2 separate regions of the Homo sapiens genome follow, and region 1 is linked to region 2. A link is a loop called in an ENCODE intact Hi-C map of the cell type or tissue named here. Cell type or tissue: mammary epithelial cell. All regions are shown on one strand. Links, peaks and the distances in the headings refer to the core of each region. The heading gives the core; the rest is flanking DNA. Region 1 has its middle 17 kb from the start of DRP2. Region 2 has its middle 6.2 kb from the start of TRMT2B.

What was found. A loop is a pair of places that touch in the nucleus more often than their neighbours do. Peaks named below come from ENCODE experiments on the same cell type or tissue, not always from the same donor. Only the 100,000 strongest peaks of a DNase experiment are listed, where the experiment ranks them.
Region 1: a loop joins it to region 2, with 6 times the contacts of the local background. A loop is called at or near these places in 7 of 110 quality-filtered maps.

The regions. Positions count from the first base shown.
Region 1 is chrX:101,197,180-101,208,268 of GRCh38, forward strand. No RefSeq gene overlaps it. Among named protein-coding and RNA genes, the nearest start is that of DRP2, 17 kb to the right of the region's middle. In mammary epithelial cell, for the core only: a CTCF peak has its summit at 9,496; no DNase peak of the experiment used is centred there.
Region 2 is chrX:101,052,787-101,063,875 of GRCh38, forward strand. No RefSeq gene overlaps it. Among named protein-coding and RNA genes, the nearest start is that of TRMT2B, 6.2 kb to the left of the region's middle. In mammary epithelial cell, for the core only: no CTCF peak of the experiment used is centred there; a DNase peak (open chromatin) is centred at 4,505.

The sequences.
Region 1 (11,089 bases), core at 1,599-9,598, 140 kb after region 2:
AACAGATATACACTTATTCTCTCAGTAATGAAATACTTATTTCTAGGAATTGAAAAGTAACCTTTTTTTCCATTAAAATACTGGTTCTGTCAGTCTTAGATTACCACGACCATTATTAAAATCTTTATACTGCATTTTTTACTATTTAGTATTTTTAGATTTTTAAACCCCAAACCTAAACCTTTGTCAGCCTAATTGTACTGGAATTTTAAAAATAGTATCAAGCTGGGTGCACTGGCTCTTGCCTGTAATCCCAACACTTTGTGGGGCTGAGGTGAGAGGATCACTTGAGCCCAGGAGTTCAAAACTAGCCTAGGCAACGTAGCGAAACCCCATCTGTACAAAAAATTAAAAAATTACCAGGGTATGGTGGCACACACCTATAGTCCCAGCTACTCAGAAGGCTGACGAGGGAGGATTGCTTGAGCCTGGGAAGTTGAGGCTACAGTGAGCCATGACCATGCCACTGCACTCCAGCCTGGGTGACAGAGTGAGACCCTGTCTAAAAAAAAATATTGTCATGCATTATATCCAGTTCACATTCTAAGATATTGTGTGGATGCCTTTCATCCAGATTCTTCAGTGTGGCAGGCATTATTATAATAGTCTCATTTTACAGTTGAAGAAACTATAAGCTCTGAAAGATTGAATAATTCACACAAAGTCATTCATAATGGAGTCAGGTCTGCCTTTCAGATCTACTAACACCAGAGTCTATGGGTTTTTTTCATTACACCATTTTGAGAATAAAATCATATGGTATTGCAAGCTGCTCCTTGTACTCTTTCTTTTTTTTTTTTTTTTTTGAGATGGAGTCTCGCTCTGTCACCCAGGCTGGAGTGCAGTGGCACGATCTCGGCTCACTGCAACCTCCACCTCCCGGGTTCAAGTGACTCTCCTGCCTCAGCCTCCTGAGTAGCTGGGATTACAGGTGCCCGCCACCACGCCTGGCTAATTTTTGTATTTTTAGTAGAGATGGGGTTTCACCATGTTGGCCAGGCTGGTCTCGAACTCCTGACCTCCTGATCCGCCCGCCTTGGCCTCCCAAAGTGCTGGGATTACAGGCGTGAGCCACCGCATCCGGTCTCTTTTTTTTTTTTTTTGAGATGGAGTCTCACTCTGTCTCCCAGGCTGGAGTGCAGTGGTACAATCTCGGGTCACTGCAACCTCCACCTCCCGGGTTCAAGTGATTCTCCTGCCTCTGCCTCCCAAGTAGCTGGGATTACAGGCACGTGCCATCACACCCAGCTAATTTTTGTATTTTTATTAGAGACGGGGCTTCCCTATGTTAGCCAGGCTGGTCTCGAACTCCCAACCTCAGGTGATCTGCCCCCCTTGGCCTCCCAAAGTGCTGGGATTATAGACGTGAGCCACCACACCTGGTGCCTGGTACTCTCTTAAGAAAAATATCTCCTTTTTAAGATTATTAGTATCATAAGATCTAATACCTTGAAGCAGATAATATAGATACTGCAAGTATGGGCTATAATATAATAAATCACACTAGGGTGAGGAAAATTGAAAGGTTGTTCTCCACTTAATGCTTTAACATTACCAAATTAATGTTGTCTTCAATTACCACTTTCCCACACTAAAAATTAAAACTAATCACTATGTATAATTTAAACGTTTTGAATTATTGCCCTGAGCTTAATCTTAGTTTAAAACAATTGAAACACACCAGAACTTTCTTCAAAGAAAAATGTATTTGAAAACTCCTGGTAAAAATACTGATTCCTCTTTTAATGATAAAAGATAAAACACACTCTTATTGGAGCAGAGAATAATGACCACTTTTGTTTTATAAAACATGTGTTTCCCTCACCCCTAATTGAGTACACATGCTCCAGGAAAAAAATCAGGGCCAAATACTGCTAATAATGAAAGGGAAGAATATTAGGATCATAATTTAATTAGCTCTAAGGATCTCTTTGCTCATCGCGAAATAAAAGGATCAATGATCCCTTTGAGCACTTGAAAGCTTTTCCTGTCAATTAGCCATTGTGACTAGATTGGCTATTTAAAGGCATGCTTTTCAAACTGGGTATGAGTACTCCCAGGGAAATTAAAAACTGTATAAATATACACACAATCACAGAGTGAGGAATGGCATTTTTTACTCAGATTATTTGCCAAAAACAAAGTATCCTGAATTGGGTCAGAGCAAATCTTCTGAAGAATATATGATGTCTGTATGGCATAAACTAATATCTGGGAGTAGGAAGAAAATTCTCTCTTCTGCTTTATTATACTTGGATACCACATCCAAAGCAAAAAATCTAAGCAAAAGAAAAGCAAAATAATCTGTTTAGAGGAAGATTTAATCAATTTGAGAGAGAAGCAATTATTTTACTTATCTAATTTGAATGCTGGGATAACATACTTTTTTCTTGAAGTGTTCAGTGGGACCATTAACCATTTTTTTTTCTTTTTTAAATTGATATTGTCTTTTTAAATATTTTTCTTCTTTTCTTTCTTCCTTTCTTTTTTTTTTTTTTTTTTTTTGAGATAAAGTCTTGTTATATTGTCCAGGCTGCTCTTGCACTCTTGGGCTTAAGCAATCTTTCTGCCTCAGCCTCCCAAGTAACTGGGACTACAGGCATGTGCCACTGTGCTTAGCTAATAATTGTTTTTTTCTTTTCTACAGTAAAAGTTCACAGATCTCAAGCGTAGCTCACTTAATTCTCTCTCTCTGTGTCTCCCTCACACACACATCTCTTTCTCTCTCACACACATACACACACACAATCATTTAACTACCTACCACCCAGATCAAGATGTAGAACCATTTCCAGTACCTCAGAAGACTTCTTCATGCCCCTTCCCACTTGATACTCTCGAAGGTAACCACCGTTTTAACTTGTATCACCATAGGTGTATTGCCTGTTTTAAAACTTCATTTAAATGGAATCAAACTATGTACTTATGTATTTGACTTTTGCTAAACATTATTTTCTTTTTCTTTCTTTCTTTTTTTTTTTTTTTTTTTTTTTTTGAGAGAGTCTTACTCTGTTGCCCAGGCTGGAGTGCAGTGGTGCGATCTTGGCTCACTGCAACCTCTGCCTCCCAGGTTCAAGCGATTCTCCCGCCTCAGCCTCTCGAGTAGCTGGGATTACAGGCACGTGCCACCACGCCTGGCTAATTTTTTGTATTTTTAGTAGAGATGGGGTTTTGCCATGTTGGGCAGGCTGGTCTCGAACTCCTGACCTTAGGTGATCTGCCTGCCTTGGCCTCCCAAAGTGCTGGAATTACAGGCATGAGTCACCACACCCAGCCAACATTGTTTTCTTGAGATTTATCCATGTCATTGCACATTCTAGTAGTTTCTTCTTCTTTTTAGCTGCTATGTACTAATTCCATTGTGTCAATTTACCACAATTGGTTTATTCATTCTAGAGTATAAATGCATTTGAGTTTCCAGTTTTTGAATTATGAACAAAATGGATACGAACAGTCTTGTACATATCTTTCATAGAATATAAGCACTCATTTTGGTTGAGTTCATATGCAGGAGCGGAATTTCTTCGTCATAGAATGAAATGTATGTTTGGCTTTTGTAATAACTGCCAAAGTGATTATGTGTTTATTTACATCACCACCAGCAATGTATGACAGTCTCAATAGCTCTATATCTTCATTGGCACTTGATTTTGTCCATCTAATTTAACCATTATGTTGGATGTATGGTAGTATCACAATGTCATTTTAGTTTGCATTTTCCTGATGATTAATGATGGTGAGCATCTCTTCATAGGTTTATTGACCATATGGATATCTTCTTTCGTAAAATGCCTGTTCAGGTATTTTACCTATTTTATTACTGAGTTTTTGTCTTTCTATTGTTTTGTAAGATTTCTATATTTTTATTTTTTATTTTTTTAGAGACGAAGTATCACTCTATTGCCCAAGTTGGAGTGTAATGGTGCAAACCTAGTTCACTGCAGCCTGAAACTCCTGAGCTCAAGTGATCTTCCTGCCTCAGCCTCTTGAATAGCTGGGGCTACAGGCGTGTGCCACCACACTTGGCTTTTTTATTTTTTTTTTTACTATTTTTTTGTAGAGATGGGGTCTTGCTATGTTTCCCAGGTTGGTCTTGAACTCCCGGCCTCAAGCGATCCTTCCGTCTCAGCTTCCCAAAGTGCTGGGGCTACAGGTATGAGCCACCACACCTGGCCCAGTTCTTTACATATTCTAACTGCAAGTCCTTAGTCGTATGTATTTCAGAAATCTCCCAGTCTATGGCTTGAATTTTCGTATTCTTAATGATATCATTTGACCAGAAGTTCTTAATTTTAATTAAGTCCAATTTATCATTTCTTATTAGTTAGTACTTTTGATGCCCTACTTTAAAAATCCTTGCCTATCCCTAAGATCAAGAAGATACTCTTCTATGTGTTTTGCTAGAACAGGAGTTGACAAACTACATCCCAAAGGTCAAATGTGGCCCAGATAATGTTTTACTGAATCATAGCTACATCCATTCATTTATGTATCGTCTATGGTTGCTTTCACACTTCAGCATCAAAGTCAGTGTGACAAAGACCATACGAGCCACAAAGCCTAAAATATTTACTATCTGGCCTTTTACAGAAAATGTTTGCCAACCTCTGTTGTTCTAGATCATTTAGATCTATTACCCATCTCAAATTAATTTTTGTGTGTGGTTTGAGATAGTTCATTTTTTTCTATATAGATATCCAGTTAACCCATCACTATTAAAAAAAAAAAAACTCTAACCCTTTCCCACTGAATTGTAATGGTGCCTTCACCATACATCTGATGACTGGATATGGGTGGTTCTCTTTCTATATTCTATATAGTGCTCCATTGGTCTATTTGACTATCATTGCATAAATACCATATGGTCTTAATCACTGTAGCATTATAACAAGTCTTGATACCTAATAGTGTAAGCCCTCCAGCTTCGTTGTTGTTGTTGTTGTTGTTGTTGTTATTTTGAGACAGAGTCTCGCTCTGTCGCCCAGTCTGGAGTGCAGTGGCGCAGTCTCAGCTCACTGCAAGCTCCGCCTCGCAGGTTCACGCCATTCTCCTGCCTCAGCCTCCCGAGTAGCTGGGACTACAGGTGCCCGCCACCACGCCCGGCTAATTGTTTGTATTTTTAGTAGAGACGGGGTTTCACCATGTTAGCCAGGATGGTCTCGATCTCCTGACCTCGTGATCCACATGCCTTGGCCTCCCAAAGTGCTGGGATTACAGGCGTGAGCCACTGCGCCCGGCTGTTGTTGTTTTAAGATTGGTTTTTCTAGGACCTTTGTGTTTCCCTATAAATTTAAATTTTATTGATATTATTTTTAATTGACAAATCATAAGATATACATTTATGGGGTATAATGTGTTGTTTTGGTATATGTATGCAATGTGGAATGATTAAATCAGGCCAATCATCTTGTTGATTTCCAGAAAAAAGAGCGTGCTGGTATTACTTTTGAGATTGTGTTTAACCTATATATCAATTTGGGTAAAATTAACATTAAAATAATGAGTTTTCTAACCAATAAGCATAATATATTAATCTATTTATTTAGATTTTTTAAAATTAAAGCAATATTTTGTAATTTTCTATCTTATGCAGCTATTTAATAATATTTAAAAATTTTTACTGTCTTTTCATTTTCTCCAACCTTGAAAAAAAACCCCATCCTACCACATCTACTTTGTTTTTCTGTTAGACATGAATTTTTCTTAAATATTGTGTCCTTTTTTAAGTCTTCATTCCCCCCAGCTCATAAGCACAATGAAGCATCATATTATGGCTGATAGTAAATGGAAAGAGGGATAATTAAAATCAGTGTACTCATATTATTACAAATTCACCACCAAATCTTAAGATGAATTTGAAAGCTCTAGGAGAGCTTTTTTTATCCTACCATTCACTATTAACACTAGGTTCCATACCTTTTTCTTCAGTACACTTAGATTAGGGGAAGAAATGTTAGCAAAACCCACTTTGGTTATCAGCCATTTCTGCAATTACCACTAAAGCAACCCATTTAGTGCTTTGATGGGCCTATAAAAGGAAAACCTCTTCCAGTGTATTTAAAGAGGTAGTAGACTAGAAGAGGCTATTTTCTTAGCAAAATTTTGACCCGAGGCTCTCAGTCTAATGGTATACCCTTTAGCGTTTATTCATTATGCACAAAATTAACTCCCTCTCTAGAGGTGGATTCTCCTTATGTCTTTTTCTGTTCAAGAATTTCATTAGGAAATTTTGAGGAACTTCATTTCTGAAAAATCATTCAGCCTAAACCCTGGTTTCGAACTTTAGGCTGATTCTTCTGAGTTCTTTGAAACTTTGTTTTTTTCTTTAAGTTCATCTTCTAGTTTAATGCACCTAAGAGTTTCTGAAGTGTTTATATTTACTTTATCTGGTTTGAACTTTATAACTCCCTAAGGCAAAAAGCATGCATATGCGCAACATGCGTGTGCACACACACACACACACAAGCTCTAAGAAATTTCTGCTCTCTTTTTTCTCAGACTTTATATATTCAAGGTCACCTTTTTGTTGGAAAGATTCCCAACATGATCTGGTATAGGGAATGATTTTTAAGATTAGTGTGAAACTCAAATGGCATCCTGATTTTTCAATTCAGAGGTCTCCACATTTTTAGTTCTCTTGACACTAGTCAGTATCTACTATAGTTCCTAGCCTACCGATTTGCCTCTGCTTGCTCCAGCTGAAAAGTTTCTCTCAAAGGAAAGCATGCAGAGAATGCTAAGGATTATTTCTAGAATCGTTTTATTGTGTTTGGAAGCCTTGGCTCAGGCTGCTAGTCATGCAGATCATTTTAGTTTATCTATATTTAGTGCTGCTACAGCATGCCTATCTGACCAGATTATCTCCAACTTTATGGGATGGTAAGGACAAGAATATAGTAAACAAGATGGCCAAAATATACTTATTTATGCTATCTCCCTATTGGTTCTGATTCTGCCCTCTGAAAGTGCAGAGAATAGTTTCAATTCCTCTTCTACATAATAGCTCTTTAAAAATTTTAAAATAGCTGTGACTTTTTTTCCTCTTTGCCCCAAGCCTTCTCTTTTTCTAGTGTAAGCAACTAGATCTTTACTATCTTGGTCATCCTCAACAAGTCATCTAATTAATTGGTATTGTGCCTGATGTTATCTACTTTTAAAATATAGACTCAGATCAGACCTTGTTGAGCAGCCATGTTTGTTCATACAATGGAATATTATACAGCAATAAAATGGATGAATAATTTCTTGCATAGGAATGGGTGAATCTCAGCGATATAATGTTGAGTGAAAGAAACCAGACACAGAAGAATATATCTTGATTGCGTATATGTGAAAGTTCAAAAAACAGCAAAACTAAGTCAGGGCATATGGGTTCATGCCTGGGCAACAAAGCAAGACCCTGTCTCAAATTAAAAAAAAAAAATAAGCCACTAATGTTCAGGGATGCATGTTTAGGTGGAAAAGCTATATATATAAAAAAAAGGGCATGATTCTCCTAAAAGGCATGTTAATGATTACTTAAGTGGAAGAGAAAGGCCTTAGTGGTTGGCAGGGGGATTCTGGGCTGCTGGAGATGTTCTTTTTCATGACCTGGGTGCTGGTTACATGGCTGTTTGATTCCTGGTAAACCATTGAGTTATATATTTGTGTGCTCACTTTTCAGTATGTGTTATTCTTTACAATATAAAAGGTTAAAAGGCCGGGCACAGTGGCTCACATCTGTAATCCCAGCACTTTGGGAGCCTGAGGTTGGGGGGTCACTTGAGCTCAGGCGTTTGAGACAAGCCTGGCCAACATAGTGAGACCTCGTCTCTACTAAAAATACAAAAAGTTATCCGGGTGTGTGGCACATGCATGTAATCCCAGCTACTCAGGAAGCTGAGGCACAAGAATCGCTTGAACCTGGGAGGTGGAGGTTGCAGTGGGCCAAGATCATGCCACTGCACTCCAGCATGGGTGACAGAGTGAGACTCTGTCTCCAAAAAAACAAAAACAAAAGCAAAAAAACCCAAAGCTTTGAAAAAGTACAATGCTTTGTTGTTTTCAACCCTCTGTTGCTATTCTGGTAATCGTCACTGTTTCTCAAAGATTGTCAATAGAGAATCAGTAGTTTCATCTTTAAGTTCTTTTAGGTCTTATTCAAAGTCCAGCTAGGTAAAGAGAAATTACTCTTGGTGTTCCAAAAAGGGAATTTAATAAAAAGAATTAGTTGGCCAGGCGCAGTGGCTCACGACTGTAATCCCAGCATTCTGGGAGGCCGAGGCAGGCAGATCACCTAAGATCGGGAATTCGAGACCAGCCTGACCAACATCGTGAAACCCCATCTCTACTAAAAATACAAAAACTAGCTGGGCGTGGTGGCATGCACCTGTAATTCCAGCTACTCGGGAGGCTGAGGCAGGAGAATCGCTTGAACCCGGGAGGCGGAGGTTGCAGTGAGCTGAGATTGTGCCACTGCACTCCAGCCCGGGTGACAAAGTGAGACACTGTCTCAAAAAAAAAAAAAAAAAAAGTTACTGGCTGGGCACGATGGTTTACCTGTAATCCTAGCATTTTGGGACAGAGGCAGAAGGATTGCCTAAGGCCAGGAGTTTGACACCAGACTAGGCAACATAGCAAGACCCCGTCTCTGCAAAAACATTTTTAAAAATTAGCCAGGAGTGGTGGTGCATGCCTGTAGTCCCAGCTACTCGGGAGGCTGAGGTGGGAGGATAGCTTGAGCCCAGGGGTTTGAGGCTGCAGTGAGCTGTGATCATGCCATTGCACTCCAGCCTGGGTGACAGAGGGAGACCCAAACTCTTAAAATAATTGGTTACATATTGGGTACAATGTATACTGCTTGGGTGACGGGTGCACTGAAATCCCAGAATTCACCATTAAATAACTCATCCATGTAACCAAAAACTATTGAAATAAAATTAGTTACAGAGATTTCGGATACATGGCATAGTAAAAGGGAGTGGGACAAAAGGAAGAAGAGTGATACCCAAAAATCAGAAACTAATAGTCCTGAGGTAGAGCCCACAAGCTTGTAACTTTTGTTGCACTGTTAGAGACATTATCACAATCAGTCTAGATCTACCCAAGTATTACCACCTTGATTAGGGCTGAAAATACTATTGCTATCACTACAACTCCTGCCAGCAACTGACACCCATTAGAGCCAAAAGCACTAAAAAGTTATAATTGGTAAGCATCTCTAAAATTGATAATAATGGTCACTACCTCTTTGTGTTGTTGAAATTAAATGTGTTAATGTATGTGAAGTGTTTAGAATGGATGCTGACCCATAGAAGACAAAATAAATGTTAGTTACTGTTATTGTTACACGGCTAATCTTTTAAAAAGTATTTATTGAATACTTATTATTTGCCAGAAACTGCGCTAGATGCCTAGGGTTGTCATGAGAATGAATTCAGAGAATGCATGTAGAGCAATCAGCACAGTACCCCCGTATGGAAATAAGCAGAAGCCAAGAGATATATTGAGTAGAGAATGCACCCTGCTGGTTGGTAGGGGTAAGGAAGGGGAAAAGATCATTTTTTTAAAAAGTCAGACATGAGTCAGTGGCATGATCTTGGCTTACTGCAACCTCTGCCTCCCAGGTTCAAGTGATTCTCTTGACTCAGCCTCCTGAGTGACTGGGATTACAGGTGCCCACCACCATGCCCAGCTAATTTTATTTATTTATTTATTTATTTATTTATTTTTAGTAGAGATGGGGTTTCACCGTGTTGGCCAGGCTGATCTTGAACTCCTGGTCTCAAGCAATTCCCCCACCTCAGCTTCCCAAAGTGCTAGAATTACAGTCGTGAACCCCTGTGCCCAGCCTCCCATTACATTTCTTTTCTTTTCTTTTTTGAGACAGAGCCTTGCTTTGTCACCCAGGCTGGAGTGCAGTAGCTCAATCTCGGCACACTGCACCCTCCATCTTCCAGGTTCAAGCGATCCTCCTGCCTCAGCCTCCCGAGTAGCTGGGCCTACAGGCGCATACCAACACGCCCAGCTGATTTTTGTATTTTTAGTAGAAATGTGGTCTCACCATATTGGCCAGGCTGGTCTCGAACTCCTGACCTCAAGTGATCCGCCTGCCTCGGCCTCCTAAAGTGCTGGGATTACAGGTGTGAGCCACCGTGCCTAGCCCTCCCATTGCATTTCTAATGTCATAAGTAAATCAAGAATGGAGGAGGAAGAATATGATATCCTCAGGGAAAGATATTTTAGCTAGTGATACTGTTGTAAACCCTGGCAAGAAACCCCTCACTAGCCTCACAGAGCAAAGCTTACATCAGAGAAAAATCCATCGCCAACAATCTGTCACGTGGTACCTCTTCTTAGTTCTATTTTCTCATTATGTCTTAATAGATCTTATCTCTAAAAAAATACTAATTCCAATACAAATGTTAGGATCAGTCCTAACACTTGAATATTCATTCAGCAACTATTTATTGATCTTATACTATGTGTATTAGTGTGCTCAGGCTGCCATAACAAAATACCACAGACTGGGTGGCTTAAACAACAAAATTTATTTCCACACAGTTCTGGAGGCTGGAAAGTCCAAAATCAGGGTGCTGGCCAATTTTGTTCCTAGTGAAGTCTATTTTCCTGGCTTTTCCAGAGAGCTAGGTTTTTTTTAAGCAACATACTACTATTTCTTAGTGTTTTTCAAACCTGCCACCTTTTAGTACCCACTACCACTACCCTAGATGTGGTTCTGATTTCTTATCTAGACCCGTGCTAGAGCCTCCTAAATAGTCTCCTTATCTCTGCCAATCAAACGTCCATACTCCTGCCAGAGTTCTCTGTAAACGTGAATTGGATTGTGTTTCATCTGCTTAGAACGCCTCATTGCCTAAAAAAGAAAGTTTAATTCCCTTAACATGGCATTCAATGTGCTTCACAAATCTGCCCCACTCTACCTTGTTCCGGTTTCTTTGGCATCACTCTCACTGCTCTGATGGCCTTCCCTGTAGCCCCACTAGACTATTAACTTTCCTGAACTTGAATATGAGAACAATGCACTTGCATACCTCTGCACACTTGCTCATGCTGTTTGCTCAGCCTGGAATGCTCTTCTCTGCCTAGT
Region 2 (11,089 bases), core at 1,269-9,268:
TCGAGACCAGCCTGACCAACATGGTGAAACCCCATCTCTACTAAAAATACAAAAATTAGCTAGGCGTGGTGGCGCACGCCTGTAATCCCAGCTGCTCAGGAGGCTGAGGCAGGAGAGTCACTCGAACCCAGGTGGTGGAGGTTGCAGTGAGCTGAGATCATGCCATTGCATTCCAGCCTGGGCAAAAAGAGTGAAACTCCGTTTCAAAAAAAAAAAATAGTGAACGTACATTTAATGATATTTAATTTTTATGCTTAATAGTAATTGTGCTCAAGTGGAAAACACTTTGTAGTCAACATTTCATGTATTAATATTTATTCAAAGCATAACATGCCTATTATGTGCAAGGCAATGTGTTAGCCTTAGTGAGTACAGTAGTAAATTAAACAAGGCCCAATACTTCAAATAGCAGCAAACATTGAGTCAGTCAGAATAGGATTCAAAGCCCAGATCTGCCACTTATTTTCTATTTTTCTGTTTTTTGAGACAGAGTTTTGCTCTTGTTGCCCAGGCTAGAGTGCAATGGTGTGATCTCGGCTCACCGCAACCTCCGCCTCCCAGGTTCAAGCGATTCTCCTGCCTCAGCCTCCCGAGTAGCTGGGATTACAGGAGTGCACCATCACGCCCAGCTAATTTTTGTATTTTTAGTAGAGATGGAGTTTCACCACGTCGGTCAGGCTGGTCTCGATCTCCTGACCTCAGGTGATCCGCCTGCCTCGGCCTCCCAAAGTGCTGGGATTACAGGCATAAGCCACCACCCCCAGCAGATCTGCCACTGATAAGCTGTGTCCACTGAGCAAGTTATTTAATTACTCAGTGCTTCAGTTTCATCATCTGAAAAAAAATGTCCACAATAATTTTACCTACCTCATACGGTTGTGACAACGATTAAATGAGTTAATACACACAAAGTGCTTAGAATACAGTAAGTACACAAAGTTAGCTATTATCATTCAAAATAAGTTGATATACTGTGTGTTCATACATTCTGAAGAAAATAAAAATATTTTACCCCAAAATAAATGTATTTGCCATATGTTTGAAATGGCTGCCTCAGGACCAGAGGACTGAGATGGGGGAAATTTGCATCTGTAGAGAACCTCCTTGAATACAGCCAAGCTTCCCATTTCTATGCCTTACCTGGATCCAGGAGAGATTGAGAGTCTGACATCTTTAAAAGTTTGAAAAGAAGCATTTACCAGCTATTCTTTCGGAAGGAGGCTTCCTCTACATGACAAGGCCACCTTCACAAACCAAGTCTCTTCCTTTCTTCCATAACCTATCTTGCCACTAAAACCTGTTTTTGTATATACTCTGAGTTCGTCCACATTCTTTCTGTAATTTCTTACTTTTTTTTTTTGAGGTGGAGTCTCGCTCTGTCACCCAGGCTGGAGTGCAGTGGCGCGATCTCGGCTCACTGTTGCAAGCTCCGCCTCCCGGGTTCATGCCATTCTCCTGCCTCAGCCTCCCAAGTAGCTGGGACTACAGGCGCCCGCCACCACGCCTGGCTAATTTTTTGTATTTTTAGTAGTGACGGCGTTTCACCGTGTTAGCCAGGATGGTCTTGATCTCCCAACCTCGTGATCCACCCGCCTCGGCTTCCAAAAGTCCTGGGATTACAGCCGTGAGCCACCACGCCCGGCTTTTTTTTTTTTTGAGATGGAGTCTCGCTCTGTCACCCAGGCTGGAGTGCAGTGGCGCGATCTCGGCTCACTGCAACCTCTGCCTCCCGGGTTCGAGCGATTCTCCTGCCTCAGCCTCCCTAGTAGCTGGACTACAGGCTTGCACCACCACGCCCAGCTAATTTTTGTATTTTTAGTAGAGACGGGGTTTCAACATGTTGGCCAGGATGGTCTCGATCTCTTGACCTCGTGATCTGCCCGCCTCGGCCTCCCAAAGTGCTGGGATTACAGGCATGAGCCACGCCTGGTCTCTTTCTGTAATTTCAAGATGATATATAAGCTTCTGTTAATTATTGGGAGGTTGGGTCTCCATGATGAAGGCTCCCATGTGTACATGTTAAATAAATTTGTATGCCTTTTCTCCTATGAATCAGCCTCATATCAGTGATATTTTAGTGAACCTTCAGGGGCCAATGACTTTGGCCCCCACAACACACACACACACACACACACACACACACACACACACAAACACACACGTGTATGTTTCTTGTTTTTTAAAGAGAGATTTCACTTCCATCCTAAACCCTTGAGGAGGTAAATGTTTGACTCAAATTGCCACTATCCTAACTGCTCTCATGGCTCATAAGCAAAATTTGAACTCAAACCACTGCTTCAGCCTTCTAGGCCCATGCAGGGCTATCAAGTGAGACCAGGCCAGAGAATTTACCTTTGGCTCTATTTTCCCTTTCTCATCTTTTAATCCCCTCTTATATGGCTAGACAGCTCTACACCTTTTATCACCTCCTCTTCCCCTTTCTTCCCCTTCCCAAGCCCTTCTGCTCCTTTATCACTTCTCGTTTTGGCCTTCTGTGTTGTGCCTAGCACAGAATCAGGTGTCCCATACGAGCTCAATAAATATTAATATTTGATTAATTAAACTGAATTCCATCTTGTCTGCTGAAAGAGAGAAGGCATTTCCTCCCTCACCCCCACCTATTTTGAGCATCCAGGCAAATTCATTTAAAGCAGGCCTGTCATTCAAGGAGGAAAACCCTGAGGGGTAGAGAGAGAAAAGAGATTAAAGCAGCTATAATGTAATTATTTAGCCATTAACCCCTTTATATTTATTTAATCTGGTAAAGCATATTCTACTATAAAAGCGAAATCATTACATTTGTAAGAGGGGAAAGAAATACCCCGTATTATAGGAAAGGTTAGACCCTTCAACCAGAAAGTCAGTAAGTGGATATGTCATAGATGATAAGGAATATTGTTAACTCAAATAAGAGCTGGAACCAAGATAACCTTTTACTTAATTTTGTTATTAGCAAACCAAATCACAACAAAGTGAAATCCCTAGGAATTTGTCAAACATTCTCATTTTGGTGCAAGGAAAAGATAGCTGAGAGGCTACAGCATTCGCTCTCAGAAATAACATATTAAAATTTACCAAGCAGGAGCATCGCCATCTTGGACAAGCACCACAATTCTAAAGTTCTCCTTGATCAAAAACCACCTAAGGCCGGGTAAGGAGGCTCATGCCTGTAATCCCAGCACTTTGGGAGGCTGAGGCGGGCAGTATCACCTGAGGTCAGGAGTTCAAGACCAGCCTGGCCAACATGGTGAAACCCCGTCTCTACTAAAAATACAAAAAGTAGCTGGGCGTGGTGGTGCATGCCTGTAATCCCCGCTATTCAGGAGCTGAAACAGGAGAATTGCTTTTTTTTCTTCTTTTTTTCTTTTCTTTTCCTTTTTTTTTTTTTTTTTTTTTTTTTTTGAGATGGAGTTTCACTCTTGTTGCCCAGGCTGGAGTGCAATGGTGTGAATTCAGCTCACTGCAACCTCCGCCTCCTGGGTTCAAGCAATTCTCCTGCTTCATCCTCCCAAGTAGCTGGGATTACAGGGACCTGCCACCACACCTGGCTAATTTTTTGTATTTTTAGTAGAGACAGGGTTTTGCCATGCTGGCCAGGCTGGTCTTGAACTTCTGACCTCAGGCGATCCACTCACCTCGGCCTCCCAAAGTGCTAGGATCACAGGCATGATCCACCGCACCTGGCCAAGAATTGCTTGAACGCAGGAGGCAGAGGTTGCAGTAGGCTGAGATCGCGTCATTGCACTCCTGCCTGGGCAACAATAACGAAAGTCCCTCTCAAAACAAAAACAAAAACAAACAAACAAACAAAAAAACACCTAAATCCAAAGGGCATCAGCCTAATGGCTAAGGTCAACATGACCATAAACCGTAAATGACATCTCCAACCAGAAACATTCCAACCATAAGATAAACCCCTCCCCAACCAGAGACATGCCAGCCCCAAGTAACCTCCCCTCCAACCAGAGACATTCCAACCCTGCAATAAACTTCTCCCCACCACAGTAACATTCCAAGCCTGTAATAAGCTCCCTCACCCTAAAACCAATAAATACTCTTAGTCTGTAAGAGAGAGCACTCCTGACCAAAATCGGCCAGAAGACCCTCTCCGGTTGATTATCCAAAATAAACCTGTCTTTGTCTGTTGAGCCACTTTTCATGTTTCTTTCCTCTTTCTTTAACTCTTACAAAAATTAGTTGGCATTTAGGGCTGGTTTGGTTCCATTAAACAAGTTCTTTGGTGCACCTAGGACTGTGCTATATGCTATGAGGGATAGATTCACAGACCACACCCTCAAAGATTGTATGACCTGATAGGAAGATAATACTCAGTGTGAGAATACACAACTATTGGGGCTTTGGTAAGTCTCAGAAAACAGCCACCATCTTGGTACCAAAGGAAGGAAAAGAATGTGATAATTGAGTTGAATGCATAGGATATGAATAATCTGAGAGGAACTGGGACTGCAGCATGAAAAGAGGAAATGAGTAATAATTGTACAAGGCCCATGAGGAGGCAGACCTGGCTAGATAAGAGTTTGGTGCTTAAGCCATTGGCCATTGGCTGATCAGATAGACAGGTCAGGGAAAATAACAAAGGGTCTGGAGGGCTGGGATGAGGAGTTTGAGCTAGTTCCTGTAACAATAGGAAGCTAATGAAGAGTTTTTGGGTTTTTTTTTTTTCATAAGATGTTTCTGCAAGATAACTCTAGGAGCTGTATATAGATGGATTTTAGGATGTAGTGATGCAATCACCTGACCGGTTCTTCCTGCTCACTGCACAGACAAAATCAATTCACTGAGACCACAGCATTGCAGTAAAGAAAGAGTTTAGGCCAGGCACGGCAGCTCATGCCTGTAATCCCAGCACTTTGGGAGGCTGAGGTGGGCGGATCACCTGAGGTCAGGAGTTCAAGACCAGACTGGCTAACATGGGGAAACCCCATCTCTACTAAAAATACAAAAATTAGCTGGGTATAGTGGTGGGTGCCTGTAATCCCAGCTGCTTGGGAGGCTGAGGCAAGAGAATCACTTGAATCCAGGAGGCGGAGGTTGCAGTGAGCCAAGATCACGCCACTGCACTCCAGCCTGGGTGACAGAGAAAAACTCCATCTCAAAAAAAAAAAAAAAAAGAGTTTAATTGATGAGAGCTCGGCCACAACATGTAGGAGATGGAGTTATTACTCACATCAATCTCCCTGAAAATTTGGAGGCTAGAATTTTTCAAAGATAGTTTGGTAGGCAGTTATAGTTATATGCATACACAGCTCTACACCTTTCATCACCTCCTCTTCCCCTTTGGTTGGGGATGCAATCATAGGGGTATGGAAAATGGCCCTCTTGGACTGAGTCTGCTCCTGGGTCGGGACCACAGTAGGTGTGGGGTGGGACAATTCAGTAAGTGTGGGGTGGGACTCAGAATCCATATGTGTTACAATCATCCAAGCTGATTATGTTGCAGATGTCCCTGACCATATTTTGAGAAAATTTTGCAGTATGCAGTATAGCTTGCCTTAGCACAGAAACTTATGACCTCCCATCTGAATGTATGCAACAGTCTCCCTCAGCTTCCAGGTCACTGAAACTGCCTTTGCAAAATGATGACATTAAGAGAAATCTGACATGGTTGACTCCATCTTGCCTTCAACTTTCAAGCTGTCCTTGGCCATTCATGGGCATGGGCCACGCTAACTTTGAGAGAAAATTAGTTTATAGTTTAAATGATAACAGCCTTTCCCAAAAACTAAACCACCCTTGTAAAACTAATGAAAGGCCACCAACCAGGTTAGGAGGATGAGAGGGGCCTGCATTATACTAAGATGTAGGCATAGTTAAATGATTTCCAGCCATTATTCCAGAGGTCACAAAATATGCAACTATTCCAATTACTCCTGCAGATAACATGACTATTGTAGAACCTCAGATTGGCCTTTTGAGATGTCTCCAGGTCTTTTGGATGTCTGACACCCATGGCTCCACCTGTACCCACCAACCACTCCTGTGGTCCCACCCAGAAGTGACTCAGTGCAAGAGGAGAGCTTCCAATCCCTATGATTTCATTTTCAAACCAAGCAATCAGCACCCATTGCCTAGCCACCCCCACACCTTCCCCCAAACTACCTTTGAAAAACCCCTAACCTTTGATACTTTGATACTTTGAGGAGATGGTTTGGCTGGCCTTGTGTCAATTAAACTCTTTCTCTACTGCAATGTCGTGGTCTGTTTTGTTTGTGCAGTGGGCAGGAAGAACCCATAGGGCAGTTATAGGGTTCAGGAATATCTAGGGTTGTAACAAGCATACCAGGTGATGCCCATTAAAATCTGAGCTCCGACTACCACACACCAACTGAAATCTCAGATGAATTAGTTGGAGATCAAAAAAATCAAACCATAGGCCAGGTGCAGTGGCTCACGCCTGTAATCCCAGCACCTTGGGAGGCCGAGGCAGGCAGATCACCTGAGGTCAGGAGTTCAAGACCAGCCTGGCCAACATGGTGAAACCCTGTCTCTAATAAAAAAAGAAAAAAAAAATTAGACGGGCATGGTTGCAGGTGCCTGTAATCCCAGCTATTCAGGAGGTTGAGGCACGAGAATCGCTTAAACGTAGGAGGCAGAGGTTGCAGTGAGCCGAGATGGCACCACTGCACTCCAGCCTGGGCAACAATCAAATCAAACCATAAAAGCCCTAGAATAAGATGTAGATGATTATGCATCTAAAATTTGGATGGGAGAAGACATCATAAACTTAAAAGCAGCAGAAAAAAAACACTAAGTAGGTAGATTTTACTACTTAACCTTAAGAACTTGACATGACAAAAATATAATTAACAAAATGAAATCATAAAAAACAAGCAGAAAAATATATACAAGTATAGCAAAGAGTCATTATCTTTCTTGATAAAAAGCTTACATAAACTTACAAGAAGAACACGATGTCCTCAATAAAGACTTTGACAAAGGCATGGAGAGAGAATTTCCAGGAAAAGAAATCTGATTGCTCAGTAAGGTGTTTTGTTCTAACTCACTAGTAATCACAGAACATGCAAAGTATACAAACTAGATAATACTCTTTTACCTGTGAAGTTAATTAAGATTTAAAAAGAACTGTGCCAGGCACCGTGGCTCACGCCTATAATCCCAGCACTTTGGGAGGCCGAGGCAAGAGGATCACTTGAGCCCAGGAGTTTGAGACCAGCTCGGGCAATATCAAGAGACCACGACTCTACAAAAAATTAAAAAATTAGCCAGGCGTGGTGGCGCATGCATGTGGTCCCAGCTAGCAGGAGGCTGAGGTGGGAGGATTGCTTGGGCCCAGGAGGTCAAGGCTACAGTGAGCCGTGACAGTGCTGTGCTAGTGCACTCCCTGGGTGACAGACAGCGAGACTCTGTCACACACACACAAAAAAAAAGGAACACATATTTCTCAAAGTAGACCATGAGCAGTGAGGCAGAAACCTTCATACACTGCCTGTGGGATTGTAAATTGATGCTTCCTAGAAAGCAAATAGAATCACAAGTCTTAAAAAATTTCATAGCATTTGCCCCAGAAATTCTCCCTCTAGGAATCTATTCTATGAAAATAGAGATATGGGCCAGGTGCAGTGGCTCACTCCTGTAATCTCAACACTTTGGGAGGCTGAGGTGGGCAGATCACTCAAGGTCAGTAGTTCCACACGAGCCTGGCCAATATGGCGAAACCTCTTCTCTACTAAAAATTAAAAAAAAAAAATTAGCCGGGGGCGACAGCACACACCTGTAATCCTAGCTACTCGGGAAGCTGAGGTGGGAGAATTGCTTGAACCCCGGAGGTGGAGGTTGCGATGAGCTGAGATCACACCACTGCACTCCAGCCTGGGTGACAGAGTGACTCCGTCTCAATAAAAAATAATAATAATAAAAGGCCCAGGCACAGTGCCTCACGCCTGTAATCCTAGCACTTTGGGAGGCCAAGGCGGGTGGATCACCTGAGGTTGGGAGTTCAAGACCAGGCTGACCAACATGGTGAAACCCCGTCTCTACTAAAAATACAAAATTAGCCGGGCGTGGTGGCGCATGCCTGTAATCCCAGCTACTCGGGAGGCTGAGAGAGGAGAATCTCTTGAATCCAGGAGGCAGAGGTTTCGGTGAGCTGAGATAGCGCTGTTGCACTCCAGCCTGGGCAACAAGAGTGAAACTCCATCTCAAAATAATAATAATAATAATAATAATAATAATAATAATAATAAGATATTGGCTTACAAGTCAAATAAATGCCAGTGATAAATATAGTTTCTAGTGACAGGAATTGTCTTATCTATTATTTAGGGTCATACCTACCAGCTATTAACATACCCTTGAAACCAAACTAGTAATCAGATGGTCATTTGTAACTTGAACAAATGGAGCTGAATGGGTTTTTTTGTTTGTTTGTTTGTTTGTTTTTTAGGTTTCGCTCTTGTTGCCTAGGCTGTAGTGCAATGGTGCAATCTAGTCTCACTGCAACCTCCACCTCCCGGGTTCAAGCGAGTCTCCTGCCTCAGCCTCCCAAGTAGCTGGGATTACAGGCATGTGCCACCACGCCTGGCTAATTTTTGTATTTTTAGTAGAGATGGGGTTTCGCCATGTTGGCCAGGCTGGTCTCAAACTCCTGACCTCATGTGATCCGCCCATCTCAGCCTCCCAAAGTGCTGGGATTACAGGCGTGAGCCACGGTGCCTGGCCGGCTGAATGGTTTTAAGGGAGGTCTTTGACTGGGTTATTTGTATACCAGACTGGGTTATTTGTGTCCTGTCATTTGAATAGTAGTGCATAAACACTGACTCTCCAATGTTCTTTTTTTTCACCATCTGTAACTAGTTATCAGAATCTTCTGTCATTACAATATTACCTGCCTCCTGTTCTCATTACATGTCACGGTTTCCAAGGTAACAGCTGTCTTACATGAATTACATTCTAGGTTGGTAGCTCCCAGGTGAGATATTGGGAAGCATCTTAATCTTATTTGCATATATCTACAAATTATATTTACCAGAAGTCGCTTCTGGGAAGAGTCACAGCTGGCTAGTTTCATCCATTGTGAGCCTTTTTTTTTTCTTAATTTTTTCAATTGAAGAGTTTATCATTTCCCAAATTATGTGTCTGATTTTCCTCTAAACTGTGTCTCTTAAGTTTGGAGACACATATTACTTTGGGGGCCCTTCAGTTCACTGATAAACATCTAGGGTTTCTGATGATAGTACTTAGGAGAATGGCACTGAAACTAACAAAAATAGGGAAATCAGAGAGGGAGTCTTTTGGGAGAGGGAGGAAATAGTGGAATTGAGTGAAGGTCCAGTAGGCATGTAGAGAAAAAGTTAACATAACAGGAAAGCTCTTATGTTGTCTGTGGCAGGAATTACCTTGGAAACTGTCACCAAACTACCTAGCTACCTTTATACTTCTGGTTTCTAGGGTAACACAGATATTTACTACCTTACATTTACATGGCTGGTGCTGATGTTCATTTTCTCACTTTTTACAGTCCCAACCCTTTGCTTTTTATAGTGTTGAAATTTGCAATTGAATGTTAATAGCATTCCAGTACTGGTGGCTCATTCCTCAAAGCTAGATGTAGACAAATAGCATAGGAACTTCTATCCTGGGTCCTGCTCCACACTGGAATGTCATCAGTACATGAACCTGGGCTTCATGCCTGAGACTCAACACCAAGGGCACAAATTCTACAACTCCCCAGAGGCTATAATTTCCATCCTCTCCAAATCATCATCAGTAAACTCTTAATAAAGACACTACTTTCTACTTTTCTTCCTTTTTTTCTCCTTCCTTAGACTAGTCAAGCGAAGCAGTGGGAGTGGAGAAGTCTACTTACTTTCTTTTTTCTGAAACAGGATCTCCTTCTGTCACCCAGGCTGGAGTGCAGTGGTGTGCTCACAGTTAATTGCCGCCTTGACCTCATGGGCTCAAGTGGTCCTCTCACCTCAGCCTCCCAAGCAGCTGGGACCACAGGTACGCACCACCACACCCAGTTAATTTTTTTTTTTTTTTGAGATGGACTCTCGCTCTGTTACCTAGGCTGGAATGCAGTGGCACGATCTTGGCTCACTGCAACCTCTGCCTCCAAGGATCAAGCAATTCTCCCTGGCTCAGCCTCCCAAATAGCTGGGTTTATAGGCGTGCACTACCATGCCTGGCTAATTTTTGTATTTTCAGTAGAGACAGGGTTTCACCATGTTGGCCAGGCTGGTCTTGAACTCCTGACCTCAGGTGATCTGCCCATCTCGGCCCCACAAAGTGCTGGGATTACAGGCATGAGCCACTGTGCCCGGCCCCAGCTAATTTTTAAAAATTTTTTGGTAGAGACACCAAATTCGCCATGTTGCCCAGACTGGTCTCGAACTCCAGGGCTCAAGTGATCCTCCCAGCTCAGCCTCCCAAAGTGTTGGGATTACAGGCGTGAACCACTGCACCTGGCCTTTTTAAATTTTTTTTTTAACATTTATTTTAGGTTCAGGGGTACATGTGCAGGTTTGTTATATAGATAAATTGCATGTCTCAGGGGTTTGGTGTACAGATTATTTCATCACCCAGGTAGTAAGCATAGTACCTGATAGGTAGTCTTTCTTTTTTCTTTCTTTCTTTTTGCTTTTTTTTTTTTAAACAGGATCTCCCTCTGTCGCCCAAGCTGGAGTGCAGTGGCACAATCTCGGCTCACTACAATCTCCACCTCCCAGGTTCAAGAGATTCTCCTGCCTCAGCCTCCTGAGTAGCTGGGACTACAGGCACATGCTACCACGCCTGGCTATTTTTTCTATTTTTGGTGGAGATGGGGTTTCACCATGTTGGCCAGGCTGGTCTTGAACTCCTGACCTCAAGGGATCTGCCTGCCTCAGCCTCCCAGAGTGCTGGGATTACAGGCATGAGCCACCGCGCCCAGCCCCAATAGGAAGTTTTTCAATCCTCCTCCCACCCTCCACCCTCCACCACCAGACCCTGGTGTTTATTGTTCCCCTCTTTGTGTCCATGTGTACTCAATGTTTAGCTCCCACTTGTAAGTAAGAACACGTGGTATTTGGTTTCCTGCGTTAATTCACTTAGGACATGATCTCGTTCT